Regions from separate parts of the Homo sapiens genome. Here region 1 is linked to region 2. A link is a loop called in an ENCODE intact Hi-C map of the cell type or tissue named here. Cell type or tissue: heart right ventricle. All regions are shown on one strand. Links, peaks and the distances in the headings refer to the core of each region. The heading gives the core; the rest is flanking DNA. Region 1 overlaps HEATR5B (HEAT repeat containing 5B). Region 2 overlaps VIT (vitrin).

Evidence for each region. Hi-C counts contacts between places; a loop is a spot of excess contacts. Peaks named below come from ENCODE experiments on the same cell type or tissue, not always from the same donor. Only the 100,000 strongest peaks of a DNase experiment are listed, where the experiment ranks them.
Region 1: a loop joins it to region 2, with 6 times the contacts of the local background. A loop is called at or near these places in 57 of 110 quality-filtered maps.

Annotation. Positions count from the first base shown.
Region 1 is chr2:36,996,161-37,011,807 of GRCh38, reverse strand. It overlaps HEATR5B (HEAT repeat containing 5B), which reads left to right. Exons shown (of 36, transcript NM_019024.3): 28 at 2,960-3,197; 29 at 4,504-4,758; 30 at 6,049-6,176; 31 at 8,122-8,266; 32 at 9,236-9,502; 33 at 10,995-11,222. Among named protein-coding and RNA genes, the nearest start is that of STRN, 37 kb to the right of the region's middle. RefSeq lists a silencer at 8,718-8,884. In heart right ventricle, for the core only: a CTCF peak has its summit at 6,616; no DNase peak of the experiment used is centred there; H3K27ac peaks cover 4,524 bases.
Region 2 is chr2:36,778,066-36,793,712 of GRCh38, reverse strand. VIT (vitrin) reads right to left here. Exons shown (of 16, transcript NM_053276.4): 10 at 11,942-11,986; 11 at 10,311-10,373; 12 at 6,437-6,584. All of the region lies in intron 1 of LOC124905990 (a long non-coding RNA gene), which reads left to right. Among named protein-coding and RNA genes, the nearest start is that of VIT, 89 kb to the right of the region's middle. In heart right ventricle, for the core only: a CTCF peak has its summit at 8,333 (motif pointing right); DNase peaks (open chromatin) are centred at 8,342 and 10,426.

The DNA.
Region 1 (15,647 bases), core at 3,596-8,595, 220 kb before region 2:
AATGTGAAGAAATGAATATCTTTTGTCTTCGAAAGCTGTATTTCATCTTTCTAGGATTCCCAATGCTAAGTAAAGAATTAGAAGTAAATATAAAATTTCAACTGTAGGAAAACTGGTAGATACATTGTGGGTCATCCACTGTAAGTCATTAAAATAATGGTTATGAAAACTGGTATTCACATGGGAAAACCCTATGACATGTTTATCAGTAAAACTAAATACAGAATCTCTGTACATCAAAATTATAACTTACAAAGATAGAATATGAAAACCCAGAAATTGAGGTTATGAGTCATTTTTAACTCTTATTTTTCCAACTTTTTATAGCATAATTATTAAAATAAAATTATAAGTCGAGGAAAAATGCATACATAGACCGTAAAGTCTTACAGTGACACCCTTGCTTCCCCATTGCCTGCAGAGTAAAAACTTCAGCTACTTCCAGCTTATAACCTGTGCTCCGTCTATATGAGAAATTTGCATACTTAGATTACCATGCAGTTTCCTGTTTTTGTGCTCTTGCTCTGGCTGTTCCCTCTGCCTGTAAGCTCCCTTTCCATCTCTGCCTATGAGCAAGTCAACTTTTGTCCTTAAAAACGGTCTCACCTTTCTCACACTCCCAAGGCTAAGATTCGTTTATCTGTGATGTTCCCTGAGATTCATTCACTCATTGCATAAACTGCCGAGTGTTCATTAGGTACCAGACACTGTCTGTGCACTGGGTAGAGTGTACTAGAAGATAAAGCATTAAAAAGATTATCTTTGTAGAAGATAAATAATTAAAGCCAAATCTTTAAAAGTTTCTTCTCTTAAGCACCTTTTTACTTCCCTCTCATTGTAATATTAGCCTGTGAATTCATGGAAAGCAAAAACTATGTATTATTTGTTTTTTTTTTTTGCTTCCAGTCCTAGAACAATAACAAATTCAAGGCAAAAGGTGCCTACCTAGTAAGGATTTGATGAATGAATGGCTGGATATACTTAAGAGTGCTTATTGTGACATTTTCTTAAAAATGTTAGTGGCTGGGCACTTGGGGAGGCTGAGAAGGATGGATCACCTGCGGTCAGGAGTTTGAGACCAGCCTGGCCAACGTGGAGAAACCCTGTCTCTACTAAAAATACAAAAATTAGTCAGGCTTGCTGGTGTGTGCCTGTAATCCCAGCTACCCTGGACCCTGAGACAGGAGAATCACTTGAACCCGGGAGGTGGAGATTGCAGTGAGCTGTGATCGCACCACTGCACTCCAGCCTGGGTTACAGATCGAGACTCCCATCTCAAAAAAAAAAACAGTGTAATAACAAATTTAGGGGGGAAACAAGCATGTACTCACTAGAAGATATGACAGTAATATATTCATAACTTGAGATCCAAAGTCCCTATTTTAGAATTTAGTCAATTGCTGTATATTTTCTCTGTGCTGTAAGTCTGCTTGGTGTGGGAATAGGGGTAAGACACAGTGCTTCTCATCAAGAAGCTTGCAGTGTACCTATACAGATACCATACTTAGGCTTTCTCGTTAGGTACAATGGATGTAACACTGTGGAGGGAAGACAGTTTTCTCGAGATTTTTATCTAGAGCAATTCTTTTCTTGCTTGCTGTCATTCCTTTCTTTTTTTGTTTTCTCATTAATACGTTATTCAGCTTTGTATGTGCCAGTAGCCAAAGCCTAAATGTATTACAAAACAAAGGAAAATAAATATGATTCAATAAAGAAGAATCTTTGAAATTATATTTTAGGAAAGTTGCTTTTATGTCTTTTTGGCTCACAAACTAGAGAGAAAGGATACAGGTAATGTATGTGACTAGCAGATTATATTAGCCAGGCTATCTGTTGTAAATGCTAGATTGCAAAATATCATTTAAGGTCTGTGTAAGAAGGAGTTTAGAAGGATATTTATGGAAATCCTTTCTGATGTCTCTTTTTGCCTCTCAGCTGCTTACTTTGAATGCCTGGTTGTCTAATAAGTCTAGGAAGGTGGAGGCAGAAACAGAGTTATACCCTGTGGCAAAAAAAAAAAAAAAAAAGTGGAGGCGGGGGGTGCTTTGTAAAGTAGAATGAGGGAAGCCAGAAAAAACTCTGAGAAGGCTACTCAAGGAACATGCCATCAGAGGAATAGTCAGAAGTCAGATCAGTTTTTTTAGAAAAATGTCTCCAAGGCAAATGGAATTATTCTTTTGTGTTTATCAGGAAATCATGGAGTTGTATATACTTTTTTTTTTCTTTTTTTGAGACAGGATCTCAAATCTGGTGCCCAGGCTGGAATGCAGTGGCACGATCATAGCTCACTGGAACCTTGAACTCCTGGGCTTAAGCGATCCTTCTGCCTTAGCCTCCCAAGTAGCTGGGGCTACAGGCATGTGCCACCATGCCTGGCTAGCATTTTTGTTATTTTTTGTAGAGATAGGGTCTTGCTATATTACCCAGGCTGGTCTTGACCTCCTGGCTTCAAGTGATTCCCAGCTTCTCAAAGTGCTGGGATTACAGGCATGAGCCACTGCACCTGATCAAAGTATATACTTTCTTCTTTTTTTTTTTTTTTTTTTTTTTTGAGACAGAGTCTCACTTTGTCACCAGGCTGGAGTGCAGCAGCGCGATCTCGGCTCACTGCAACCTCCGCCTCCCTGGTTCAAGCGATTCCCCTGCCTCAGCCTCTGGAGTAGCTAGGACTACAGGTGCCTGCCACCATGCCCGGCTAATTTTTGTATTTTTCGTAGAGACAGGGTTTCACTATGTTGGCCAGGATGGTCTCAATCTCTTGACCTCATGATCTACCCGCCTTGGCCTCCCAAAGTCCTGGGATTACAGGTGTGAGCCACCGCACCCAGCCAAAGTGTATACTTTCTAATATCTATACCCAGTTATCTTTGATGATTTAACTGTATTTTTATAATAACGTAAAATATCTTATTTTTTTATCTTATGCCTTACTATTTTGTCCTCATAAATATCATATTAGGTATATGTGGTCGCTATGAATATTAAAAAGGAAGCAGAGTCAAAACCAAAAAGAGCAATTAAAAATACTGACGATGATGATGACGACTGTGGTACCATCGATGAACTGCCACCAGATAGTTTAATAACACTGGTACAACCTGAACTACCAACACTCAGTCGCCTGTGGTTAGCAGCATTAAAAGATTATGCACTCTTGACTTTACCAGCCGAATTTTCTAGTCAGCTTCCTCCAGATGGTGAGTATTACATTCTGAGTTTTACTTTTATGGAGTTCAAAGTAGTAGTTAAACAAAATAGAGACGGTATAGACTAGCAACAACAGTTGCTATAGTAACAGTTTAAATTTCTGTGGCTTAAGTTTGATGTTGTCTCAGTTAGAATATGTACTCTATATTGAATTTGTAGATAGAAGATATAGAGCTTTTTTGTTGGCTGAAGCAAACATATTAGCAAGCACTGTTACAATAATAGCTGTATGAGCTAGGGTATTCTAAATAGCTATGGGTAACAAGTCATTATGCATAACCATAGATGTATATTGCTGTACTGTTCAATGTTTGTATTTTCATATTCTATTTCAGATTCCTAGTGTGCCAATAAATTATGTTCCTAAAGTGCTTTGCAAATTGTACTTTAGTTTTCTTATCAAAATCAGTGTAGAAATCGTCAACATTTTTTTCTGTTTAGAAAGTGTGTTATTAGTTCCTACTTGAAGAACCCATTCTCCTTCCTATATATTAATGATAAGAATAATGGAGTTCCCCCGCCCCCTTTTTTCCTTCCTTAATCCATCATAACAGCAAGGAGTGATGAGGAAGTCCTCAGTGTTAGTAGAGGAAACAACAGGAGGTGGAGAGGAATAGCAGAAGAAGAAAGAAACAGAGGGAAGAAACAGAGTTCCCTGGTTGTGATAGAAAGAGAAGATGATAGGGTTTTAGGAGCCACTGGCAACAATGAAGAGGTAAATTCTGTGACAACAGGGTAAGAAAAGGTAAGAATACTTAGTGACATCAGCAGTAGCAGAGGAAAGGCTGGAAAACTAGCATCAGTGAGGAAGAGACAGGTATTCCAGTTCATCAGCTACAGAAAAGGGGTTACTTTTGGTGGCTTTATAAAGAGGAGAAGCCCTTTGGCTAGATTTCTCTTTTGTATGTAACAGGTATTTTTGTTAGTGGTTCATAAATGAGCGAACATGTATAATAGTAATATTTTGGCCGGGTGCAGTGGCACATGCCTGTAATCCCAGCACTTTGGGAGGCTGAGGCGGGTGGATTGAGAGTTTGAGACCAGCCTGGCCAGCATGGTGAAACCCCATTTCTACTAAAAATACAAAAAATTAGCTGGGCATTGCGGCGCATGTCTGTAGTCCCAGCTTCTGAGGAGGCTGAGGCAGGAGAATTGCTTGAACCCAGCAGGAGGAGGTTGCAGTGAGCCAAGATCGCACCATTGCACTCCAGCCTGGGCGACAGAACGAGACTTGGTCTCAAAAAAAAAAAAAAAAAAAAAAAAGTAATGTTTTTAATTGATTTGATTGCTTTACAGGTGGAGCATTTTATACCCCTGAAACTATTGATACAGCTAGACTTCACTATCGGAATTCCTGGGCCCCAATTCTCCATGCGGTGGCACTTTGGTTAAATAGCACAGGATTTACGTGCTCAGAGTCTACAGAAGCAGCAGCAATATCTGGTTTACAAAAACGTTCTACATCTGTCAATTTAAACCAGGCATCAGGAGCAGTGGGTAGTGCTAAATCTTTGCCAGAAATTAACAAAGACAGAATGCATCTGATTTTAGGTAGGTCTGTCATATTAATATATTTCAAGATTATCACTTCTGAAAATTCATATCTTTCATTTTAAAGCTATGGAAAGATTTTGTACAGTATAGCACAGTTCAGAGAAGGAAAAGTGAAAGGATTTTTCACCTCACCTTATAAATTGTTAATTGAATTTTTAACCTAGAAATTAAATTATTAAAAACTACTGAAACTACTTAACTGTCATGCTCATTCACACAGCAATATCGAACAATTTTCAGTAAAAAAACGTAATATGTTTTTTATTCAACAACAGGTTTTCTTTTTACTTGGCACTTAACCAATTATCCCATTAAGAAAAAAATGTTTAAGAAGATTTCAGTGAATCCTAATGTAAAATTGCTTTATAAATGCTTTTTTGTTTCTTGTTTTTTTGTTTTTTGTTTGAGACAGAGTTTCACTCTTGTTGCCCAGGCTGGAGTGCAGTGGCGCAATCTCGGTTCACCGCAACCTCCGCCTCCTGGGTTCAAGCGATTCTCCTGCCTCAGCCTCCCAAGTAGCTGGGATTATGGGCATGCGCCACCACGCCCGGGTAATTTTGTATTTTTAGTAGAGGTGGGGTTTCTCCATGTTGGTCAGGCTGGTCTCGAACTCCTGACCTCAGGTGATCCACCCACCTCGGCTGGGTGCTGAGATTACAGGTATGAGCCACTGCACCCAGCTATAGATGCTTTTTTAACATTTAAGAATTTATACATGGTAATGAAGCTTTTAGTGATCTTATGTTTTCTGGGAGTGAAAAGGAACACAATAAGGTGTAATTATCGGATTCATCAGTAGATCTGGTAAGTGAAAATGTGAAAAACTTCCAAAACAATGACTTTACCCCTATGTAAATTAAAAGCAGTTGTTTACTATGATACCCATTGTGCCTCTATAACTTGCCATTTAAAAACTTTGTATGCATGAAAAATTATTTGGCTACCATTTAATGAAAAACAATTTTATAATGTTTGTAAATTTATTTTCTTAATGTATTATTTTAAAAGTCCTAGAAATAAAAACTTAATATCTTCATAATCAACCTGATGGCATGGGAATTCCTTCTTTCACACATAGCTAATTTGAATATTAACCTAATTGCAAAACTACAACCTTATGTTGAGTTTGGCTGTTTAACTTGGAAACCATTTTGAAGTCTACTTTAAGGTATTAATAAATACATGTTAAGGTAATCTGTAAAAACATAAATAGAGAAGAAATATGGGATCAAACAACATAAAGTGTTTTATAAGTGAAAAAACATGTTTTTATTTTGTGCATTTCAGGTGTGAGTATACAGTTTCTTTGTTCCCCTAGACCTGAGGAGCCCATTGAACATGTTACAGCATGCCTGCAGGCCTTACATACCTTGCTAGACTCCCCTTATGCTCGAGTCCATATTGCAGAAGATCAGGTACAGTGTATTGCTATGATAGATACTTGTGTGGTTTTTTTTTGAGTATTGCTTTACAATGGAAAAAAGGATGGATTTTTTTTCTGTATTGGATCCTATTTTAACATGATATGAATACACTGACTCCCTGTATTTATTCACCCAGTTACTTTTACTCTGTGCCTGGTCTGCCTCAAACGTGGTTTGAGGTTATAGATAGTGAAAGCAGTTTCACTGTGCCTGAATTAGGAGATAGGTACAGTGTGGTAAGTGCTATTTTAGTGCATGTAAAGCTGCAATTAGAATAGAGAGGAGGAGCCCGATGTTGTGATAGGAAAGCAAAGGATGGTTTCTCAGAGTGGGCAATGGTTGAATCAAATCTTCAAGAGGAATTAGTGAGGCAACACATGCGGGACGGGTTTTCCTCTCAGAAAGAATAGCAAATACGAACACTAGGAGGCATGAGAGAACACGGCAAGTTCAAGGGCATAGCCATTTACTATGGCCGATATGAATGGAACATGAGGTTGTTAGATGAGGCTGGACAACAAGGTGAAGACCAAATCATGAAGGTTTCTTGATGACATGTAAAAGAGTTTGAACCCTATCCTGAAAGTGATAGGGAATCATTAAAAATGTTTAAGTAGAGGAATGATGTAACTAACTTTATATTTCAGAAGGATCATTCTGTCAGCCCGTAGAGGTAGGTTGGTTTGTAAGAGATGGGAAGGGAGACAGGGAGGCCAGTTCTGAGGCTTTTTTCATAATTCCAGAGAAATGATAACACTAGCCTAGGAAGGCTGAATAAAGGAAGAAGAAAGAGGACCAAGATTGGAAGCTTGAGGATAAATAGCATTTAAAAATTGAGAAGAAGGAAATAAATCAACAGTGGAAACTGCTAGAGAAGTTTCAGGAGAACCAAAAGAGAACAGAGTTATCAAAGACAAGGGAGGAGTTTCAAGAAGGGTAGACAGAGTCTCAAAAGAAAGAATCGAGTAAATAAGCACAGAAATGAGTCTAGAGGAGGCTATTGGTGACCTCCCGCAGAGGATTGTTTGAGGTGACCAGTAGCCAGATAGTAGAAGATTGAGGAGTGAATAAGAGAGTAAAGGAAGTGGAAGCATCTAGGCTGGGAAAGGAAGGAGCCAGATACATAGAGGAGGACATAGGGTAGATAAAAGGATCTGGAGGCTTTGGGAATAGTGCAGGGGGGACATGTGATAAGAAAGACTTGAGCATTGTCATTATACTGACAAGAGTAGCCTAACTAGAGAGAGAAGTTGAAAACATACGAGATATGATCAGAGTCCTTGAAGAATCCCTAGGAAGTCAAATAGGTTAGGATAGGAGCACATAAGGAAAGATTAACCTCAGATTAAGCCTCACATAAGAGGCTGAACACATGATCTTAAGGAAAGAGGTAAAGGTGGCTTTGGTTGCAGTTAAGTCTTTTCCCCCTCTTTGAAATTTCATTTAGGTTCATTGGATGGATTTGGTATGGAAGATTGTGAGTAAGAAGCTTAAAGTGGGTGGCAAAAGTTTGTAGTAGTTGCTGAAGTGAATAGAAGAGGAACTCACCAGAGATTTCTACAATCTGTGGTAGGCAGAGGTTGTAGAAATTCTTGGATATTCAGCTCAGGTTAGAAATTATAAATTTTAGCAGCACTGGACTCTACAATACTATTTAGCTCAATTATTTCCTTCCAATAGGAGAATGATCATCTCTGAATATAAAGCACATTTAAATATGTAAATAATAAATCATTTGTTGCTTGAAAATACATAGGAGTAAAATGTGACCATTTCTCAAGATTTTTACAATGTTCTTATTTGTTACGTAGTCCTATATTTTAATTTTAGCTACCTGATTTCTTTTTTTACATAGGTATTTTCTCAGATTTTAACAATATAAAGTTATTCTTTGAGATTGAAATTACTTAACTGTATTTGTATTTATTTGTATTAGCTGATAGGTGTTGAGTTGCTGAGTGTTTTGCACCGCCTTCTATTGACCTGGAATCCATCATCTGTCCAGCTGTTGGTTACTGGAGTTGTACAACAGATAGTAAGAGCTGCTCAGGATTATTTGCAAGAGAAAAGAAACACTCTAAGTAAGCACTAGAAATTACACTAACTTGAAGTAAATCTTATTTTATACTCTAATTTTTAAAATATTAACGCCAGGACATATTTCTATAGTTCTTATTTTATTTTTTAGAGGCAGGGTCTCATTCGGTCACCCAAGCTGGAGCGCAATGATGTGATTATAGTTCAGTGTAGTCTGTAACTCCTGGGCTTAGGATCCTCCTGCCTTAGCCTTCTGAGTAGCTGAGACTATAGGCACACTCCACCAAGCCCAGCTAATTTTTTTTTTTTTTTTTTTTTTTTTTTTGCGGGCGGGACAGTCTTACTCTCAAGAGCCCAGGCTGGAGTGCAGTGGTGCAATCTCGGCTTACTGCAGCCTCAAACTCCCAGGATCAGGTGATCTTCCCACCTCAGCCTCCAGAGTACCTGGGTTTACAGACACACTCCACAATGCCCAGCTAATTTTTGTATTTTTAGTGGAGACAGGGTTTTGCCATGTTAGGCTGGTCTCGAACTCCTGAGCCCAAGTGATCCGTCCATCTCAGCATCCCAAAGTGCTGAGATTACACGTTTGAGCCACGGCACCTGGCCAGAAGTTATTAATTAAAAAAAGAATTAATCATACATTTAGAAGATTTGAAATTGATTTTATTTTCATTAGAAAGGACCAAATGAAATTGCTGAGAGTCGACTATTTTTCACCTTTTGTCAATTTCATCTGGTTCAACCTAACATGTGTTATTCCTATTACAAAATATATACCCAATAAAAATACCTGATAAAGATTTTCCAAGTGAAAAATGAACTGTCTGTTACCTTTAAGGACAGATCAATGCACAGAATTCTAGGGAGGCAGAGAATTATACAGAGAAGGACGTGTGACATTATTTGACATTTGCTTATAAATTCTTTTGAAGGAATTTCCTAAATATACTTGTGTTGTTTTACATACTTTTTTTTGGCTGGAAATTTCACCAAATTATCTTTTACCTCAGATGAAGATGATATGGAAAAAGAGGCCTGTACCGTATTGGGAGAAGGAGGTGACAGCGGTGGTCTCATTCCTGGAAAATCTCTTGTGTTTGCAACTATGGAGCTGCTGATGTTCATTTTAGTACGGCATATGCCACATCTCAGTACCAAGGTGTCAGACTCTCCAAGTCACATAGCCACTAAAACTCGACTATCAGAAGAAAGTGCTCGTTTGGTGGCAGCCACAGTTACCATACTCTCTGATTTACCATCCCTTTGTTCACCCGCTGGTACGGTATTGATCAGTATTTGGAAATGCATTATATTACAGTAGACAAAGATGAGCTTGCCTTTGATTTTAAGCACTGTTATAACCCAGTTTCCTCTTAAATCTCAAGTGAAAAATAAGAAGCTGGTCTTTTTTTAAGGTTTTGTCTACCTTTAGGAGCCTATGAAGATTAAAGATTCAAAAAGTCACAAACCTAAGGTGCTCTTTTCAGATGTGTTTCAAATAAGACATGGAACTACAGGTTGAGGAAAGACAGTGTCAGCAGATAGACATAAAGTGGAATAACTAAACTCTGTTTTCCAGTCTGGTTGCCACTCTTGAGTGACACTGAAAAACTCAAGGCCAGGTGCGGTGGCTCATGCCTATAATCCCAGCACTTTGGGAGGCTGAGGCAGGTGGATCACCTGAGCTCAGGAGTTCCTGACCAGCCTGACCAACATGGTGAAATGCCATCTCTACTAAAAATGCAAAAATATTAGCTGGGCCTGGTGGCGTATGCCCTGTAATCCCAGCTACTCAGGAAGCTGAGGCAGGAGAATCACTTGAACCCGGGAGGCAGAGGCTGCAGTGAGCCGAGATCACGCCATTGCACTGCAGCCTCAGCGACAGAGCAAGACTCTCAAAAAAAAAAAAGAAAGAAAAAGAAAAACTCTGAAGAATGTCAGAGGAGACTTTTTTTTTTTAAGCTCATCAGCTGTTGTTAATGTTAGTGTATTTTATGTGTGGCTCAAGACAATTCCTCTTCCAGTGAGGCTCAGGGAAGCCAAAAGATTAGACATTCCTGATCTGGAAGGTAAAAATGGTATCAGATAAAGAGATAAATTTCAGCTCAACTCACGGAAGACCTTTCTACCTCTTAGAGTTACCCTACATATGTGAAAATAATGAATTCTCCATATTTGGAGTTTTGCAAGCAGAGGCTACAATGGCTGCAGGTCAGAGTGGTGAAGGTATTTTTTCCTTTTGTGGGAGGTTGAATTTTCATGACCTAGAATTTTCAGTTACAAATTCTAGGATTATTTCATTTCTTCTTTCCTTGCCCCAGTAGTCCTTTTACTTTCCTGGTCTGATTAGGTTGACTTTAGTAGACTGAGGATTGATTACATGTTTTACAAGTGCTATAAAACTCATGAAGTTACTCAGATGCTTCCCACAGTATCTGGTGTGGTTTTTTCCTGTTTTTCTGTCTTCCTTTTTCGTTTTCATTACACAGGGCATGAAATATTAAATAGGTGAAGTATTAGAAGTAATAAAAATAAGGCTAGCTGGAAAAAGAAAGAAAATACCAATTCTGTCTTTGAAATAATATGACACTTTCTTATTTTCTTTTTCAAACATTGAATTATAGTAGTAGTAATACAGTAAATTTTGTATAAAGACAAGGAAAAAAACAATATTAAACCACAATCAAATGCAAAAAATACAAGCAATGAAAACAACTATAATATGGGAACTGAATAGTTATGAGGTGATCTGATTTGTTTTTCTTTCAGGATGTATGACAATCCTGCCCACAATTCTGTTCTTAATTGCAAGAATATTGAAAGACACAGCAATAAAGTCTGCAGATAATCAGGTTCCTCCACCAGTCAGTGCAGCTCTTCAAGGGATTAAAAGTATTGTGACACTTTCAATGGCCAAAACTGAGGCTGGCGTTCAAAAACAGTGGACAGCTCTGATTCGTAGCACGCTTGCTTGCATCCTGGAATATTCTCAACCAGGTAACCTATCAGTTTTAAACGTTTTAGTTAGTTAGGATATGTGTTCCCTAAGTAATGAATTAGTTGAATAAGCTTATCAGAAAACTGCTGTATAACAATGAATCATCTCAGAGAGGTATGTTAGTCATATCTTTCAGATGTGAACTTTAATACTCTTTTCTGGATTGTTGACTCTAAATGCCCTTGTGTTAATAGTTATAAACATGTTGGGGCCAGGCGTGGTGGCCCACGTCTGTAATCCCAGCATTTTGGGAGGCCAAGGTGGGCAGATACCTGAGGTCAGGAGTTTGAGACCAGCCTGATTAACACGGTGAAACCCCATCTCTACTAAAAATACAGAATTAGCCGGGTATGGTGGCACGTGCCTGTAATCCCAGCTACTTGGGAGGCTGAGGCAGGAGAATTGCTTGAACCCGGGAGGTGGAGGTTGCGGTGAGCCAAGATCACACCACTGCACTCCAGGCTCGGCAAAAAACAGAGTTTTTTGAAACTCTGTCTCAAAAAAAATATATATATAAATATACTGGGAGGTTTTTTGTTTTTTGGGGTTTTTGTTTGTTTGTTTTGTTTTTTTGAGACAAAGTCTCGCTCCGTCACCCAGACTGTAGTGCAGTGGCGTGATCTCAGCCCACTGCAACCTCCGCCTCCCGGGTTCAAGTGATTCTTCTGCCTCAGCCTCCTGAGTAGCTGGGATTACAGATGCCTGCCAACACACCCGGTTAATTTTTGCGTTTTTAATAAAGACGTGGTTTCACCGTGTTGGTCAGGCTGGTCTCAAACTCCTGATCTCATGATCTGCCTGCCTTGGCCTCCCAAAGTTGCTAGCATTACAGACGTGAGCTACCGCACCCGGCCGGGAGGTTTTAAATATATACATGTATATCTCTCTCCAGAATTTTTTTTTTTTGAGACAGGGTCTCACTGTGTTGCCCAGTCTGGAGTTCACTGGCACGATCTCAGCTCACTGCAACCTTTGCCTCCCAGATTCAAGTGATTCTCATGCCTCAGCCTCCCAAGTAGCTGGGACTACAGGTGTGCGCAACCGTGCCTGGCTAACGTGTGTATTTTTTGGTAGAGACGGGGTTTCACCATGTTGGCCAGGCTGATCTCAAACTCCTGACCTCAAGTGATCTGCCTGCCTCAGCCTCACAGGTTGCTGAGATTACAGGCATGAGCCACTGTGCCCGGCCTCTCTCCAGAATTTACATGTGTTAATATATTTATGTTTTCTTCAAGTTGTTGTTTTACAATAAAAATAATAAAACAGGAGAGAAAATTGAAGTACCTGTCACTACTCCATTGTACCCCCACATGGAACTACATGTTGATATTATGTTTTTTCGGGTGTTTTTGTTTTTTTGTTTTTTGAGATGGCGTCTCGCTCTGTTGCCAAGGCTGGAGTGCAGTGGCGCAATCTTGGCTCACCACAGCCTCCGCCTCCCAGGTCCCAGTTCAAGCAATTCTCCTGCCTCAGCCTCCTGAGTAGCTGGGATTACAGGCACGCACCACCACGCCCAGCTAATTTTTGTATTTTTAGTAGAGACGGGGTTTCACCATGTTGGCCAGCCTGGTCTTGAACTCCTGACCTCGTGATCCTCCTGCCTCGGCCTCCCAAAGTGCTGGGATTACGGGTGTGAGCCACCACACTCGGCCTGATATTATGTTTTTTCTTAGAAATATCTATCTATATAAATAAGTATGTTTTCTATATGAGTATGTGTCAGTTATATTAAATATATATTTATATATGTGTTATATAGAGAGTAAGATAACTATGAGCAATATATATTTCTGTTTTAAAATTTACATAAATAATGTCATCTCATTCTGTGACTCAACAATAACTTTTTTTACATCTGTTAATGTGAATATATAAAACTCTCATTTAACTCCCATATAGTTTCTGTCATATGTTTTTATCAATTATTATTCATTTCCCTGTCAATGATATTTTTGTTGTTTCTAATTTATCCCAGTTAAAAAGATTGCTGCAATTAACATCCTTACAAATTTCTCATGCACGTGTGCTGTGAGAGATTTTCTAGGATGTACACCTAGAAGTAGAATCGATGGTACATTTCAATGTCATCAGACATTGCCAGATTGACCTCCAACATAGCTACATGAATTTACGCTCTCACCAGCAGAGCATGATAATCTGTATTTTCCCACATTCTCACCAGTATTTGATATTGTTAGACTTTTTAATTTTGCTGTGTTTGGTAAAATATACTGTCTTACGGTTTTAATTTGCATTACTCATTTTCTTAGTAAGCATTAACATTTTTCATGTCTATGTTTAATTTTTGGTGAAATGCTTACATTTTTGTGTTTTTCTTCTGATTGACTTTTTATTTCAAGGTTTATTTCTTTTGTAAAGAAAATATAAAATAACTGAAAACAAAGAATAGTAAAGAAGGATTTGTCATCTCACCTATTAAAACATTTCCACGTTATCTAAAACTGTGGAGTAGGCCCAAGAATCAGTGGAACAGAACAGATTGCTTTGAAACAGACATTCATCCATGTGAGAATGTAATATATGATAAAATATAATATATGATAAAAGCACATTGGTTAGCTGTTTGAGAAATAAATTTCATTTAGGCTCTTATATCATGAATCAAAACAAGTACCAGATAAAATAATAACATAAAATGTTTTAAACAGGAAAACAAAGAAAATATAGGTGAATGTTTTACGTTAGAATGGCAGAGGACTGGTCGGCGTGGTGGCTCACGCCTGTAATCCCAGGACTTTGGGAGGCCAAGGCGGGTGGATCATGAGGTCAGGAGATCGACACCATCCTAGCTAACACAGGGAAACCCCGTCTCTACTAAAGATACAAAAAATTAGCTGGGCGTGGTGGCGGGCGCCTGTAGTCCCAGCTGCTTGGGAGGCTGAGGCAGGAGAACGGCATGAACCTGGGTGGCAGAGGTTGCAGTGAGCCGAGATCGCGCCACTGCACTCCAGCCTGGGCTACAGAGCGAGACTCCGTCTCAAAAAAAAAAAAAAAAAGAATGGCAGAGGACTAACTGTAAGTCAAGGAAAGATGTCACAGAGGACAATTTTACTGTTTTGGTCTATATAGAAATTAGATGGGGTGTGGTGGCTCATGCCTATAATCCCAGCCCTTTGGGAGGCTGAGACAGGTAGATCGCTTGAGCAGAGGAGTTTGTGACCATTCTGGGCAATATAGTGAGACCCTGTCTCTACAAAATAAAAAATAAATAATTAGCTGGGCATGGTGGCACACACATGTGGTCCCAGCTATTTGGGAGGCTGAGGCAGAAGGATCACTTGAGTTCGAGAAATCAAGCCTGCAGTGAGCCATGATGGTGCCACTGAACTCTGGTCTGGGTGAGAGAGTGAGACCCTATCTCAAAACAAACAAACAAACAAAAAAATTAACTTCTACCCATCAAAACACCTTACATTAAATGGTAGATGAAAAAAAGACAGCTGAAAAACTGACAATAATATTTATGTCTGTGTTGATATCATTAATATACAAAGAGTTCTTAGAAAAAATTCACTTACTCACCAATAGGTGAAAGAAGAAAGAGGCCAAACGCAGTGGCTTACACCTGAATCCCAGCACTTAGGAGGTCAAGGTGGGTTGATCACTTGAGGTCAGGAGTTCGAGACCAGCCTCAGTGGTGAAACCCCGTTTCTACTAAAAATACAAAAATTAGGCCAAGCACAGTGGCTCACTCCTGTAATCCCAGCACTTTGGGAGGCTGAGGCGGGTGGATCACCTGAGGTCAGGAGTTCAAGACCAGCCTGACCAACATGGAGAAACCCTGTCTCTACTAAAAATACAAAATTAGCTGGGCGTGGTGGCACATGCCTGTAATCCCAGCTACTCAGGAGGCTGAGGCAGGAGAATCTCTTGAATCCAGGGATGCAGAGGCTGCGGTGAGCCGAAATCACGCCATTGCACTCCATCCTGGGCAACAAGAGCAAAACTCTGTCTCAAAAAAATATATATATATACAAAAATTAGCCGGGCATGGTGGCAGGTGCCTGTAATTCCATCTACTTGGGAGGCCAAGGTGGAAGGATTGCTTGAACTCAGGAGGCAGAGGTTGCAGTGAGCTGAGATCGCACCATTGCCCTCAAGCTTGGGCGAGATTCCATTTCAAAAAAAAAAAAAAGAAAGAAAAGAACACACATCTGTATCAAAGAAAATAGAAATGGCCACCAAGCATATAAAAGAAAAATCAGGGCCGAGCACATTGGCTCACGCCTGTAATCCCAACACTTTGAGAGGCCAAGGCAGGCAAATCACAAGGGCAGGAGTTCAAGACCAGCCTGGCCAACATGGTGAAATCCCTCTCTACTAAAAACAGAAAAAATTAGCTGGGCGTGGTGGCAGGCGCCTATAATCCCAGCTACTCAGGAGGCTGAGGCAGAAGAATCGCT
Region 2 (15,647 bases), core at 5,720-10,719:
ACAAGCCATCAACTTAAGGTTACAATCAAATAACATAACTATTTAGCCTTTTAATTGTTTTACTAGCTAATATGTGATGCTTTATGGACTTAGTCAATGAGATGGACCATGCCTGTAAGATCAGGAGGATGTTTCAGGTCACACGACAGTGGCTGCAGACTTGTCCCTTGAGGGTATTACCTGGTTCAGATGGAAAATCATTCTGCTCCCATCCCTTCAGACAGCTATGAGCTCTGCTAGAGCAGCTATGACCAGCCCAGGGTGCAGCGTCCTGGGCCAATCTGCTCAGGGACTTTGCACAACTAGCCCTCGATGAATGGGAACTGGTCTTTTCCACATTTCCCACCATCAGAGAAGGAGGAGCAGGGTCTTAATAATCAAATTTCATTTTTAAGTGAGTGGGGTTTTTTTTTCTGCAATAACTATGAGAATTCCACTCATCTACCAAAAAGGGTAGAAAATTGAGCTGCATGAACCTCTTCCTGCTGGAGTAAATGTGAATCACGTGCAATATGCTGATCTGAGAGCCACTCCTGAACAAACTGGCTCACCAGCTGCTAATCTGCAACCACATCACAGGGCTCAGTGAGTGTTGGGGAAGTGGGGCATCTTGGCAACAGAGCTTCCCAAGCTCAGATGTGCATCTGATCACCTGGGGATCTTGTTAAAATGTAGAGTCTGACTCTGTAGAACCCGAGTGAGGTCTGAGGTTCTGCATTTCTAACAGCCTCCCAGATGATACTGTGGATCACACTTTGAGTAGCAATGTCTTAGAGGATGCTTTAGTAATAATAATAATAATAAAAATCAGCAATGGGGCTTCCAGTGATAAGATGAAAGAAGGAAAATAAATAAGAAGTCTAGAGAAGGGAAATGAAAGGCAGAGAAAGGGAGGAGGGTGGAGCTCCCCCAGCCCTCTGGACTGGCCACTGTGGGGGTCAGGGGTCACTGGGGGACTGGGCTTCACTGGAGGACAGCACAGGCCCATGAGAATATTCCGGTCTTCACTCTGGTTGCACCACAGAATCAGCTGGGGAACTCTAAAAAATAATGATACCTGGGCTCTACACTCAGAAAATCTGATTTAACTGATGTGAAGTTTGGTCTGGGCATCTGGAGTTTTAGGAGCTCCCAGGTGGTTCTATTGGGCATCAGGGTGCCCATCTGCTTCTCTGCGGGGAGACTGATCTCAGGGACCCCAGATAAACCCAGTGGATGTGTGAGGAGAGCTGAAAGGGGAGGGGTGGAAGTCAAGCGCAGTCGTTTGTATGTACCTCCAGGAGCCCTGCATGATAGGGAAATAAAAGCATGGGAGGCAGAAGAAAAACCTCAGAATCTTATGATTCTTGGGCATATTGTATTCACAGTTCACTTGGTCTTGAGACTCTGTGTTCCTGAGGAGTGCGGCTTGTGGGCCTTACCTGCCTGTCTCTCAGAGAGGAGAGAAGTGGCATGGTGGGGTCTTGGCAAGGGGCACTAGGCCCTGGAAAATCAGGCCAGGCAGGTGACGGGGAGCTGTTCTGAGATCTTGAGAATTACAGATTAAAATACCAAGCTCTGGGTCTCATCCCCTTGCCAGATTCTGGTTTAATAGGTCTGAGGCAGGACCCAGGCATCAGCATTTTAAAAAGCTCCCCAGGTAATGCCAACGTGAAGTCAAGGCCCAGACAGCCCCTTCCTGCTCTGAAGTCTGAGGGTGGGTGCTGTAATTCACCTCTGCCAGCCCCCATCCCAGCTGCATTTCATGCCCCAGCCCCTCCCACTCCCTTTTTTTTTGGCTGCAGACTCAGAGAATGAGACAGAGTGGTCCTCGTTGCCAGTTGTATTAGCTTCCTATTGCTGTTGTAACAAATGATCATAAACTTGGTGGCTTAAACAACACAAACTTAGTTGAGAGTTCCGGAGGTCCCAAGTCCGACGTGGGTCTCCATGGCTGAAACCAAGGTGTGGCCAGAGCTGTGCCCCTCTCTAGAGGCTCCAGGGAGAATCTGTTTCCTGGTGTTTCCCAGCTTCTAGAGGATGCCTGCACTTCTTGCTCATGTCCCTTTCCTCCATCTTCAAAGCTAGCAATGTCACATCTCTCTGACTATGCTTCCATCGTCACACCTCCCTTTGAATGACAATAGCTGGGAAAGCTTCTCCACTTCTAAGGACACGTGTGGCTACACTGCAACATCCCTATAATCCGGGAGAACCCCCCCATCTCAGAGTTGTTAACTTTAATCACATCTGCAAAGTCCCTTCTGCTGTGTGAGGTAAAACATTCACGGTTTCCAGGGATTTGGACATTGACAACTTCGGGGTCATTATTTTGCCTAACATACCAGACACGGCATTTTGCTTCTTCCCCTCAACTCTGACTGTCCTGCATTAGGTGGCTCAGCCGACCTATGGAAGCTGCTCTGCCCAGCTGAATGCATGACCACGAGTCTTCAGTCCACGGGCTGAGGTTGGGTGGGCTGAGAAGTGAGAAGACTGAGGAGATGCGGCCAAGTCAGAGCCACTCACTAAACCACAGGACAGCTATTATAGACTCATGAGCAAGGAAAAGTCTATTTGATTTTCAAATGAAGAAAAAACCAACAGTTCCCTTCATCCCACAACTGTTTCCAATTTTGATATCCTAGGGTTGATTACAAAGAACGTGTGCAATTATGTTCCATTTATACTGAGATGGGGGCCTGAAATGAAAGTGTAGTGAAGGTCTGGAGGACTGTTAGCACCTGTGGGTCCGGGATGCAGCTGAAATGCAAGGTGTTTGGCCACGTTACTAGAGTTCACCTAATGGCTTGCCTGGCTGTTCTTTCATTGACTCTTTCCGTGTTCCTGTTGGTATTAGGTGCAATTATAAGCCTTTTGGTTGTATAATTTGAACTTAGAATTCATGTGCAAGACAGGGGCTTGATCCTTGGCCTTTTGTCCACACACGATGTCTCAGTCTTCAGGAGGTGAAAAGTAGCAATTACCAGACTCTTTCCTGGCAGATGAGCGAAATCTCTGCTTTCACGACAATTTTGTTTGACATTTTAGGGATTAACTCAAGACTAATATTTGTCCTCTGCCCCAGTCATGCATTTAGCTGTGTGTTCTTGGGAAAGTCAGTCAACCTCTCTGACTCTGTATCAAAAGCTGCCTCTATTCCTGGAGGCGTGTGATGAGTGTGGTAGGAATGCTGTGGTTGCTGACAGGTTAACGTGATTGTGAGTTATGGGTCCCGCAGGTGGAGAACATGGGAGAGGGTGCTTGCCCAGTTCCATGGTGGTTAAAACTTCTGTTGGGCCCAGACCAGAGGTAGGATCTCAGCCAGTGCAAAGTGAAGTTATGAAGGATCAGAAACCAAGAGCCCGGCAGAGGATGCTGGTCAGCTGAGAGAAGATCAGAATGGAGAGGCAGAGAGGTGTAGAGATGCAGGCAGAGGAGGGGAAGGGGATGGCCAATGTCTCATCAGTCCTGTGAACACTTTCCTTTCCACGAATCTCCCTTCACCTGGGCTACCTGGAGTGGTTTTCTGTTCCGTGTACCCAAAACGTCTTTGAGTAGGAGATTGAGGAGTCAAGATGTGTTGCATTTTGTAAATGAGACCATTTTTATAGGTCTTATATTTTTCTTTGCCTTTTTCCCAGTTAATATTTAGTATGAGTCTTTTAACTTCTAAATTTGTCTTTCAAGTTCTAAATTTATAAGTCTAAATTCTGACTCAGCTCTCCTAAGGAAACCCAAGGAAGGAATCTTCCAGGAAGCTGTGTGGACCAGGGGCAGTGGTAACAGAGGGGAGAAGGGAGGGAAGGAGCAGTTCTGAGCTCCGGAGTCCTCCTCCCTTGGCCAGGTGCTTCTCAACTTGAGTCTCTCCTTCCAGTGCTAGTTCTTGATGAGGCGGTCATTTGTTTGTAGGGCCTCATTTCCTCACTACAACACAAAGAGGTAGAATCAGGTGCTCTCAAGGCCTCAGCCTGTGATTCCAAGAGTGCAGGGATGATTTTAAGGGGGAGCAAAGAGGGCGTTAGAATCTGGTGAGAACCCAAATCACCAGGATGCCCCACTTCCTTCCTCTGTGTGCTCTCATGCATACAGCGGGGATTGAAGGGGACCATCCAGGAGAGGAAGCTGGGCAAGTGAAACCAACAGCAGTTTCTGCTGAATAAATGTGTCTCCCCCTCAGCCTCATCATACCCTTCTCGGGCCGCCCTCTCATTTGTTTTGTTTCCCACGCTCCACGGATGGTTGTATCACCGCTGTGCAACACATCAATTCGTCATTGATCACCCCACCTCCTTGGGACCCTGAGACTGAAAGGAAGGGAAAGGCAGTTATCTGGTCTGTTAGTCCCACATTCATTTACTGGATGTCTTCTGAATACAGAGCTGGTCACTGAATTACAGGACGCCAGGGCTGGCAGAGCCCTAATAAATCATCTAGTCTGACCCTCTTGCTATGCAGATGGCAGCACTTACAAGGAGAGGTTAAGTGACTGGCTTAAGGTCACACAGAGGAGCTGAGGCCCGAATTCAGATCACCTGTCAGCGGTGCATTGCGCTTTCCACTCCACCCTGCTGCTGGGGGAGGGCGAAGATGATAGATTAGCTTATGTGAGCATAAAACAGTGGAAAACACACACATTTCCCTAAGTGCTCCAAATTAATAAGAACCCCGTGAAAAAGGCAGACACAAGGGATTTTTTAGATAGTAAAACTGAAAAGCATGGGGGTAAACTCTTGCTTGTGAATGGCGATCACATTGGGAGTATGTGGGGAAAATGTTTTGGGGGAAGGCGTCTTTATTCTTCTTCCTTCCCTGCAACATTTGTTCTCTAATCCATGCTCTCATCAGCAACACTATTCTCACGCCATTTTTCTTTTCCCTGACATATTTATCATCTTATTTTCATATTATACTATAAAGCTTGCTATATACAAGCTTTTAAAGCAGCTATTTTTAATGCAAGATAACACATCAAGCTTTGAGCCTCCCAGTAAAACTGACTAAGGACATTTGGCATTAAAACGCGTATGTTTCCTCTCTAGTAAAACCTGTCATCCATTGGCTATCTGTAAAAAGTAACACAGGAATGAAAAAGGGTTGGCATTTTGAAACCAGAAAATACCCCCTAAAACCGCACTTTTCTTATTTCAACTCAAAAACTTCAAGATAGATCCCCTGAGCTTGAGAGGTGACATTTGCAGCAATGGGTTATTTTTATCTAATTGAGTGTGACTACATACAAGTGCCAGTTAACTCATCTATTAATTTTTCCTGACAGGAATAGAAGGTAGTATCAAATGTGTTATCGGAATTAAATTCTAAAAACACAAATGTAGGTTCTTATGAAAATAAAGCATTTTATTTATTTCTCTTGACAACTCAAAAATTAATATTGATCTCTTTGATAGAGCAAACTTTGTTAAAATAAAACCTCTGAAGGCGCTGGAGACCCCGCGGGTGTTGTCAGGTATGGATAGTTTTTCTTTTCAGGAGGGTGAGTAAGCTGTGACCGCACTTCTAAGCAATAGGCACCAAAGGTTATGATGGTTTCCACTTCCGTCACCCCTTCCACACCCACTGGTCCTTTGTAGAAGGCATGATACCCATCCTGCCCTCAATGATTCTTGGTCAAAAGGCTACCTATTTAAGATGTGTGTATAAATTTAAGATTATGCACGCTTGTTCTTTTGATTGTTTATTATCAATATCTATGTATCTGTTTCAGTGAGAAACCTATTCATATCTGAAATAAGAGTGATTTATTACCGCCAAATGAAAGATTGAGACTGGATGTCAACACGAGCCCTCCATTTCTATCCTAAGTATAATAATAGAGCAGGTTGGCGAAAGTCATCTAGGTGCTCAGCTGACTGATGGGGGCCGTCTCTCTTCCCACCCATTCTTCTCCATTGCCTGGTGAGTTTTTCCAGTACCAGTGCAGGGGCCTAAGGTTATTTGGAGAAAAGAGAAGATACAACCTAAAGCACCATGTTCTCTAGGCGTCTAACCTATAGGTGGATAGGTTGTAGCACAGGGTGGAGTCCCTCAAACAAATGCTGTAATAGGGTTGAAAGCAGATCCAACCTTCATGATCTACAGATGAGGAAACTGACAATCAGAGAGGCGAAGGCCTAGCCCAAGGCCACAGAGCTGGTTATTGGCTAAGTTAACACTCACACGCATCTCTCCTGTTTTCCAGACAAATAAATATTCTTGAGTGCAAATGCCATCTACTTACAAGTGTTTTTTAATCTGTCCCTTCCTTCAGGAAGTCTCAGATTTCTTAAAGGCATCTGGATTCCTTCAGTTTTTTCATTTACATTTGCATTAGGGAAGAGAACAAATCTGTGCTCAAGGACATGTTGGTAATATTTGTGGCATAAAATTAAGCACGTGGCATAAAATTAAGCACATGGCATGACTTCCTTTCTGGATTCAGAACATTAACTGCACTTACCCATACTGGACAACACCCATCAGTGGACCGGCAGGGCCAATGTCAAGAGCTTGGGCAACATCAGCCAGGAGCTGCTTCTGGATTCGGAATCGCCGTTTGCCAATGCTGGTGCTCCCATCAATTAAAAACGACAAGTCAATTTTGCAGTCTGCGGAACGGAAAAAGACTCTATTATTCTCATGATCTCTCACTGCATTTACCTGGGCATCCTCTTGTTCCTCTTTCTCCATCAGAGCCCCCTGAGAAATGAAAAGAAAGGGAAAAAGAGGTAGGAAGATGCAGGGTATATTTATTTACATCCCACAGGGGTTTCCCTGAGCACCAGGGTCTTGGACACTTAGGCTAGTCCTTATTTCCATAACTGTTTAAAACTCTATGTATCTGCCACAATTATGGGTTTCAGAAGCAGCGACGTCCTAGCCAAGCTAGGGAAGGCTGTCAATGGTTTCCTAGGCTAAGATCTTGTAAGTGCAGACTCCCCGTTGTGAGAATTCATCAAGACTGAGTCGCAAGAGCGTGTGGCTTTTTGCTCTCATCCTAACTTTTTAGAAACCAGTGTTGGATTTTTATAAGGTGTGAGAGATCTGCAAGGCCAGCACTGAGGGAGGGCAGGAATTATAGAATAAGAAATTGATATCAATCTTCTCCTTCATTTCCCTGGGCGAGGGAACCAAAGAAATTATCTACATATATGTATAGGATGTCAGCCCTTGTTCGTAGCTATCCGAGATTTTTTTTCTTTCTTTCTTTTAGTTGTGATGAGGACCAGGATAGTTATTCTGCCTTAGGATCTCTGGATCTCTGTGGATATATGAAGGTTATAAGAGAGGTAAAGGGATGGATGGGCTGCAAGCTCTTTTCACCCTTTCAAACATCAAAAGGAACTAGTGAAAAGCCACACAGGCTAATGGAAATTAGTGTTTCCTTTGCGGTAGACAGGAATGATATCATCTCAGTATAAAACTGACTATTCAGTGCTGATCAGAGGTTCTTATTGGGAGCTATAGATCCCTTTGATTAGTAAAAAGTGAAAAATAAATTATTTAACAGTTGCAATTTAGAAGACAAAAATGTTTCAAAACAGAGCTCCATATAGGAAAAAAAAAAAAGAGTGAGTAAAGTTGGAAATTTCTAGGCTGGTGTATCCGAGAGGACACTGGGGCACTGCCCATTGTGGGTGGGGAGCAGCGGCCAGACGGACCTGCACCTCTCTAATCTGCACACAACCACCCATGTTCTCCACGGTGCATTGTTGCCACAGAGCTGGAGTCTTCCCATTCTTCAGGAGGAGAAGCTCTGTAGGTGGAGAGGGTTGTTGCTGGTTTTAAAAAATTGTTTTAAAGATGAAAGCAATAAATGAACATGAGTTGACAAAGTTTTGAGCAGAAGAATTGATGAGAAATATTTATTGCTGAGTGCTACTGCAGAACTGTGATTAGGAGAAAAGTTATACCTGAGAATGTGTTTTATTATCTTGCAGTGTTGCATGGCAATCAAAACCAGGGAAGTAGGAGATGAGAGGGACCCGTCTGGCACTGGCTGACTTCACTCCATCTAGAATCAGGGCACCTGTTTGTACCTTGGCTCAGTAGCAAATCTCAAAAGAAAAGCTTTTACCTCCTGTCTGCCTGGGCGTTCAGTGCCTACCAATTCATCCTTTTCAACTGGCTTCCCTTGTCCTTTGCTGTCCCCAAACTGCCTATACCCAAGCATGATCTTGAGATGAAGAATGAAAGAGGCAAATAAAGTCCAGAAGCAGAGTTGAAAAATGCCACTAAAACCTGGGGTAAAGGAAAGGAGAAGCAGCATGTGATTCTCATATGCAGCTTATCATGTTGTGGATTCCCAAGCAAGGCCAACTCATTTTTTTTTTCTGGCGGGGCTTGCAGTGTGAATTGTTGCCAGCAGGTGGCAGTGGAGTTCTTCAGGGTTTGCCGCCTACTAGCACCTACAGTTTGCTAGACTCTCAGGCTCCACCCAAACCTATAGAGACAGACGTGCATTTTAACAAGATCCCCAGGTGATTCCTGTGCACAGTAAAGTTGGAGAAGTAATCCTGAGGTGGAGTTTCCCTTCCAGATGTCAGCAGATTAGTTCAATATACCTTTTGGAATAAAGTATTTTTGGGAACAAGTGTTAATTAGAGTAAGGGCCAGAGGGGATTTTCTTTTTACATGAATAAAGTACATGGATATTGTAGCATCTATTTTGATTCCTCACAGGCAGTTTTTCTCCTTATTTCTTACATCTGGAATTGTTTTCAGGATTAACGTATTCATCTTATAGTTAGGTCTTAAGAAGGTGAGCTGTTTCTCTATTTGCTTAATTCTCTTTACTCACTGGCCTGATGGCTGATACCACGGTTACTTTTGCTCCTCTTTTAAATGACAATGGTTCCAGCTCAGGGCATGTTTTGACTGAGACCCATGACTTTCTTATATAGAGGTGAAAACATTCTGATCTGAAGATGCCAGCATCAGTGCTAACAGGTAGAATTGGGTTATACAATGTTCAGTGTGAGCAATTTATTATGGCTAAAGAAGAGATCAGAGGTTGAAAGTCAAGGAAGAGAAAGTAAGATATAGTATCTATGGGAATCACTCTATCAATGTATTTAATTGCTGTAGTTTCCTTCAACATGGTACCATTTTATAGACTAATGCTTTGTGTTGTCCAATACATCAGGCCAGTGTTTCTTAACTCTGGATACATACCACAGTCATGTACATATCAGGGTTGCTAATGCAGCTTCAACAAATGAAGACTCCTGGGATTCACTCTGTAAAGTGCTTCTCAAGGGTAAATGTGCAAAGGAATCAATCACTGTAGAACCAGCAGGTCTGTGTTTCTAACAAGCTCCCTGGTGATGCTGATGCTGATTCTGCTGGTCTCCAGACCACACTTTGGGTAGCAAGGTCTAGGGAGAACCTGATACAGTAGGTATGAGGCAGGAAGATGGGCATCTTTAATAATGTCTTCAGGTGATTCTCATATGCAGCAAGGTTGAGCCTCACTGTCCATTGGTGGCTGACTAGTAGTGACTTTCTAGCGGAATATGCAGGTGCTTTCTTTCCATACCTTGCAGGCTACTACTATGTCTTTCTCATTTTCCTTGTTTTTCTCTGGTTCTTCCTTTCTGATATCCTCAGGTGGTTTCTCCTCCACCTAGTGTTGTTCTCCAGGCTTAAGTCTTCTGTATCTTCTTACTTTACTGTGTCTCCCTAAGTCACATTTTCTGTTCTCATAGCCTCGGTTTCGAACCATAGCTCATTGTCTTACAACTCTAAATTTCTGATTGGGCTGTTCCTTCTGAATGTCAGACCTGGGTAGTCTTCTCTCTACCAGATCAAATGTCTCGAAGAAAATGATAGACATAAACCTGCTTCATCCCCAGTGTTCCTCATTGTAGTACCATTTACCTAGTCGCTCAACTCATCTTTAACTTCTCCCTCTCTCGAACCTCCACCTTCCATCTTATAGATTCTCCCTTCTCTGTATCTCTTGAATATGCCCATTTATCTTCATTTCCACTTCCAACTCCGAGTTCTGGCCACCATCATTTGCAGTAGACCATTGCCCCTGCTAACCTGCCCGTCTCCTCCTTTCATCCTTCCTTGTCTTTCCGTTCCATCCCATTCTTCACCCTGTTGCCATAGTGATGTTAAAACATTTTGATCCTCTCCCCCTCATGCACATAGACAGTTTATATCCTTCAAAAGCTTCCCTTTCCCCTTAGAACAAGGTGTCAGAAGAGAGGAGATAAATAGATCCACGGTAGGAGAGAGGCAGGTTTGAGTGGGAGTGAGTGGGAAGAGAGGAGAGAGCAGTTCAGATGTCAAAGACACCGTGGGTTTCTAGTTGTCAATTAACTTACTTGGATCTCCCAGGGATACTGGCTCCAAAGACTGTGTGCTCAATTCTTCTTTTGGAACAAGTCCTGGAAAGAGCAGTAAAACTTTTGGTGACTTACAAGGAAAGGAAGCAGCTGGCCTTACCCCATGGGAGGGGACATAATGGATATTCACACCCAGCTTGGGGGCTTGGCTTAAAGCTAACTGTGCTTTTTTTCACATCACCCCCATCCTGAGAAAAATAATAAATTAATATTTACTTACAGCCTATCAAAAACATAGTACTCTGCTGGGGGATTTGAAATCAGGAGACTTGAGTTCTGTTCTTGTTAATTTATTCTTTATTCTGAGCCTTAGTTTTGTCATCTGAAAGCGTTAAGCACTTGGCCATTGTAAATTATGTCTCTGTAAAATTCTGAAAATCTTGAGCCACAGAATGTGTCTTGCTCGAATAAACCTCCACCGTGCCAAGATCATGTAGGTCCTCAGTCAACATTTGGTGATTGACACAATGAACGAAGATGAGTAAGGCACAAGAAGGACAATCTAATGAGGATTGGATGTGGACTGGAGGAAGACAGTTTATTTAAAAGTAACTCACATAAGAGGGCTTAAAATGCAACTCCTCCCTCCCAGGTGTTTGAGACTAGAAGTAGAGATTCAAAAAGGTTTCATGCTCTCAGAAGCTGTGTGTGTGAGTTGCATTTCAGCCTTGGGGAAGGGGGTGTCTTTAGAGCCATGTACATGGGAGCCAAGTTCATAAATATACCATTTAAAGAAATAAAGACAATAAAAGCGAATCCTTTTAGGCTTGGTAACACGAATGGGCTTCCCAGGCAGAGCACGCTTGCAGCACTGGAAGTGAGTCTCCCCGTTTTCAGGAGGCCCGGAAGTTCCGGGATTCCCCGGAGTGGAGGAAGGTGCGGGGGTCTTCGCTCGCGCTTGGCTGCAGTGAGCTTTCTACTGGCTTGTTATTTTTTCCAGTTTGCAAAGCACATGATTTCATCCTTCCGTTAAAGGTCAGCTAGCTCATCCCACTTCCTCACATCATTTTAAACATTCACTTTGGGTGGCTAACAGCATTTCTCAGCCAGGAGCCTGTCGTGGAAACGCCCCAAGACTCTGCGTTGGAGGAAGGGGAGAAGTACAAGTCCAGAGGCGGAGTCCTCTCCTTCACCTCCTTCTTCCCCTACCAGTACAATCTTCCCTCCCATGAAGAGCTGGAAGGTCTTGTGTGTTGGAGTTTCAAATATTTAATGCAGTACGCAGCAAACAACACCCATTCTCGTGAAGGGAAAACCTGAAAGCCATTTTGCAAAGGAGGAAGTGGAGTTGGAGGAAGTTAAAGTGTGCTGCCAGATAGAGTCAGGGTCCAAACCCATTTTGAGGGTGGGAAACTAGCTCCCTTCTGGCTTTTTGTCTTCACGTTTCCTCTCTCCCTTTTGTTATCCAATATTGCCCCTTACCCCAGGCCTCCCTAGGGAGGGAGTTTCAATGTGCCCTTTGTAGGACCCTTAAATCAGAGGCGGGAGCCATTAGAAATCCTAGGCTAGTGGAGCTCGGCCGCTATGCCAGCTGGATTATTAGACTCTTAGTTCTGCTATCCTGCGCATCTTGATCCACGCGTGGCTGAGAGGTTGGGCTGTATAATTACCTTCATCTAAAAGGACCGATCCAGGTTTCCATGAGTCCATCTCTCCTGATTTTCAAAATTGAAAAGAAACAAACTTGTTACTTAAACCAAACCAGCAGAAACTCTTGAGTGAATTGCCGGGATGATAAGGTTTCCCAATTGTGTCTGAAAGTTCAATAAAGGAACAGAGGGCCAGAATTTTGGATGAAGCAACCTGAAATCTGTATGATTTTTTAAAATCTGAAGCTCTTAAAGTCAAAGGCATAAACATCTTTACCAATTTCTTTTTCATTATGCACCAAGAATCTTGGAATAATGGGAATCCTTGGATTCAAAAGGAACTAAAAATTCATCCACTCCAAACCACCTCCCAATCTGTTTTTGCAACATCCCTGGCCTGTGAGTGGCTGGCTAGTGCTTGATACCTCCAGAGACAGGGGATTCATTACATATTCAACCAAAGTAGTAGATTCCTTCTTGCACTGTTGAGACTGAATCTTTTGCCCTAAATCCTTTCCCATCTATCCATACATCCACACTTATTAAGCACTCACTATATGCCTAATATCGTTCTAGGTACATTTGTCCCACCTGTTTGAATTCCCTTCCTTGGAACTACACTGAACAAATATGGCCCCTTCAGAGATCAGGCAATCCGCTTATTTCCCGAGATTCTGCTTCTCACTGTGTGACTCAAGCAGAATAAAGGAAAGTAGCACCTGGACCTGTATGCAGTAAGATGTTTAATGGCCTTCAACCACAAACTGGTGCTAATGAAGTAGAAGGGGTGGAGGGGAGGAGGAGAGTCTTACTCAATAATCTCTGATCTTTTTTGGAAAATCATGGCTGAGAGGGGCTCAGGGACAGCACAAATGTGTCAGGAAGCCTTATAACACACAAATGGCTGTTTCCCTTTCTTTCTGCCCCTCTCCCTCCTTTCCTCTCTTTTCCATGTCTCCCCTCCCTCCCTCCATCCCACCCTCCCTCCTTCTCTATTTTAGCTCAGAAAGTTGAGAGCATGATCAACTGTTTTATTTCTTAAAGGCTATCAGCTTTTCTGCCAGCTGAAATTACTAACACACTGAAAAAAGGGTGATATTTTTCTTTATGTGATGAAGATGCCAGACAGTTTTGAAAGGCAATCTGTTACTGCACATTCTGGTTTAATGGTGAGACCTGAGTTTAATCTAGTTCGGTCATTAACCAGGTGTGTGACCTTGAGCTAGTCACATACCCTTTGTGAGCCTTAATTTCTTTGTAAGTAATATAAGCAGATTGGGCAAGATAGTCTCCGCATTCAAGATATTTATGACTTGCTTAAACATTCTGATCAAGAACATCCTGCTTCTTTAGCCTTATTACTTTATCGCCACCTACTGGTGAAAATATGCACTTTACCCTTTTCCTAAAAAAATGTGCTGCTGGCTTCCCTCACTTTTTGCCCAAGGCTTGCTTGCTTTCTTTTTCCTTCTTCCGATGCACTCTTGAATGTCAGGAAGATTAGGATGCTGGGTGCTCTATTACTTTATCAAGAGATAAACAGTCCCCCAACATCAGGGATTTCCAAGCCTCTTGCTCCTGTCCTAGAAGCCTGTCCTTATATTCATGCCACTTTCGGTTTGTTTGGGACAAGTTTGAACCAAATTACATTCATCCAAAAGCCAAAGGCTGAAAAATATTTGGACAGCTGAGACTTGGTGTTTTTTGGACTCAGTAGTAATGAGAAGTAAATTTGTGAGAACATTTGTATTCTGGCGTCAAGGAGGAACAGGGTGGTATCAAGAAAAGACATCAGAAGCCCATCCTGGGTCAACCAAAGACCAACTGGGAGCCTGGGGGGCTCACTTACTTTCTTTCCAGGTTTGCCTCCAGTTTTTTGCAGTGTAGGGTTGTCATAAAGACTTTCCCTACACTGTCACATGGAGGAGACTTGAAGGAGGTAAATGTGTATAAAATCACTCTGAGAAGTGTAAGTCACTCTTAGAAAACCAGGGAATTATTTTTGTGTTTTTGTGACAATTCTTGCTTGGTCATCTCATAGATACAGTCAGGTCTAAAAGAAGTGTTGGTTCTAATACTGCATGTCCTCACTTACAAGTGGGAGCTGAATGATGAGAACACATGGTGGGGAACAGCACGTACTGGGGCCTGTTGGAGGGTTGGGAGGTGGGAGGAGGGAGAGCATCAGGAAGAATAGCTAATGGATGCTGGGTTTAATACCTAGGTGATCGGATGATCTGTATAGAAAACCACCATGGCACCCATTTACTTATGTAACAAACCTGCACCTTTGGCACATGTACCCCTGAGCTTAGAATACAAGTTGGAAATTAAAAAAACAAAGGTATATTGGTTCTGAATGATTTCTGGGGTAAAAATGTAGAAGCCATTGGTGTTTATGGAGAGCTTGCTTAGTGTCAGGCACTGACTGAGCACTTTCTACGTATTAAGTCACAATCATCCAGTGAGTTAGGTGCAGCTATGATCCCATTTTACAGGTGAGGAAACTCATGCACAGGGAGTGGCAGAACAGAACTTTAAGCCCATGCGGGCAGGCTCCAAAGCCTACCCCTAACCACCATCTGTTTATCACACACTAGGAGTCATCATCGCTTCAGCACCTCGGGGTACTTGGTTAGGGCACTGAAGAGCTGGGCCTGGCCCAGCCACCTGCAACTCATGCTAATGTAGTCAAGTCTTCAAAAGGGCCCAGAAGCATGCCTGCTCCTAAGACTGTGGTGTGATCTTGGTGCTGGTTCCAGCTCCTTCTGTTCCATCTAGAAGTCACCAACACGGGACCCAAGCAAGAGCTGCAAACATGGCCCTTTGGGCTCTCAAATTTTATAAGACAGAAGCCCGAGTGTCCCTTCAGCTCCCTCGTTTCTTCCCAGTGACTCCCCTGGGGTGTAGTCTTTAGGAGGAAGTGGCTCTGAAAGGCAGCAGGCATCTGGACCAGCAGAATTTCTAGGCTTCCCTTCCCTTCACCTGGCTTCATGTCCCAAGGGCTGCACTTTCCCTGGAGAGCTGCTTCTTGCTGTACCGAAGTGGGGAGCACTAAGAGGGTGGGCTGTTGCAGCTGTGCCCAGGGTGTCGCCATGCTGGTAGCGCATCACACAAGGACTCTCAGAGAAGGCTGAGGACAGTCTGGGGTCCTGGGCGTAAGCCATCATGCCAACAAAGCGTCGACAGTCCCAGGTTTATAAATGGGCTACCATCCAAGGCTCGGTGTGGGGTATTTTTTGGGAAACCTGGCAGCCTTTTCTCTTGGAAACATTAACTCCATGGTTAGGTTTCCAGACCAGTGAAGCTTCTTTGACTCAAACACAGCTCATGGTACCAAGAAGCCAACCAGCATAAGGATGGTTCTGAGGAAAAGCCACCAGGTTTTAACTTGAATTATCAGGAGCCCACCACCCCTGCCTCCTCCATACAGCAGGAGTAGCCTGCCCCAACTCCCAGAACCGTGGTAGGAGGGGTAAAGGCTGGCAGTGGGGGACGCAGTGTGTAGGAGGCAGTGGTGTTGCTGATGACTCTGGAGTAGGAGAGTGTGGGGCCTGTGAAGGCAAAAGCCCCAGCAGCATAATTCTAGAATTTGAAAATACTTGATTCGTGTTTGTAGCTCTAATGCACAGGACAGTATCTGACATACAGTATGCTCAGTACATTTTTTAAAAATTAAATAACAGATCCCCTTCATATGAGAGCTTCAGCTTAAATGGGGGGTGCA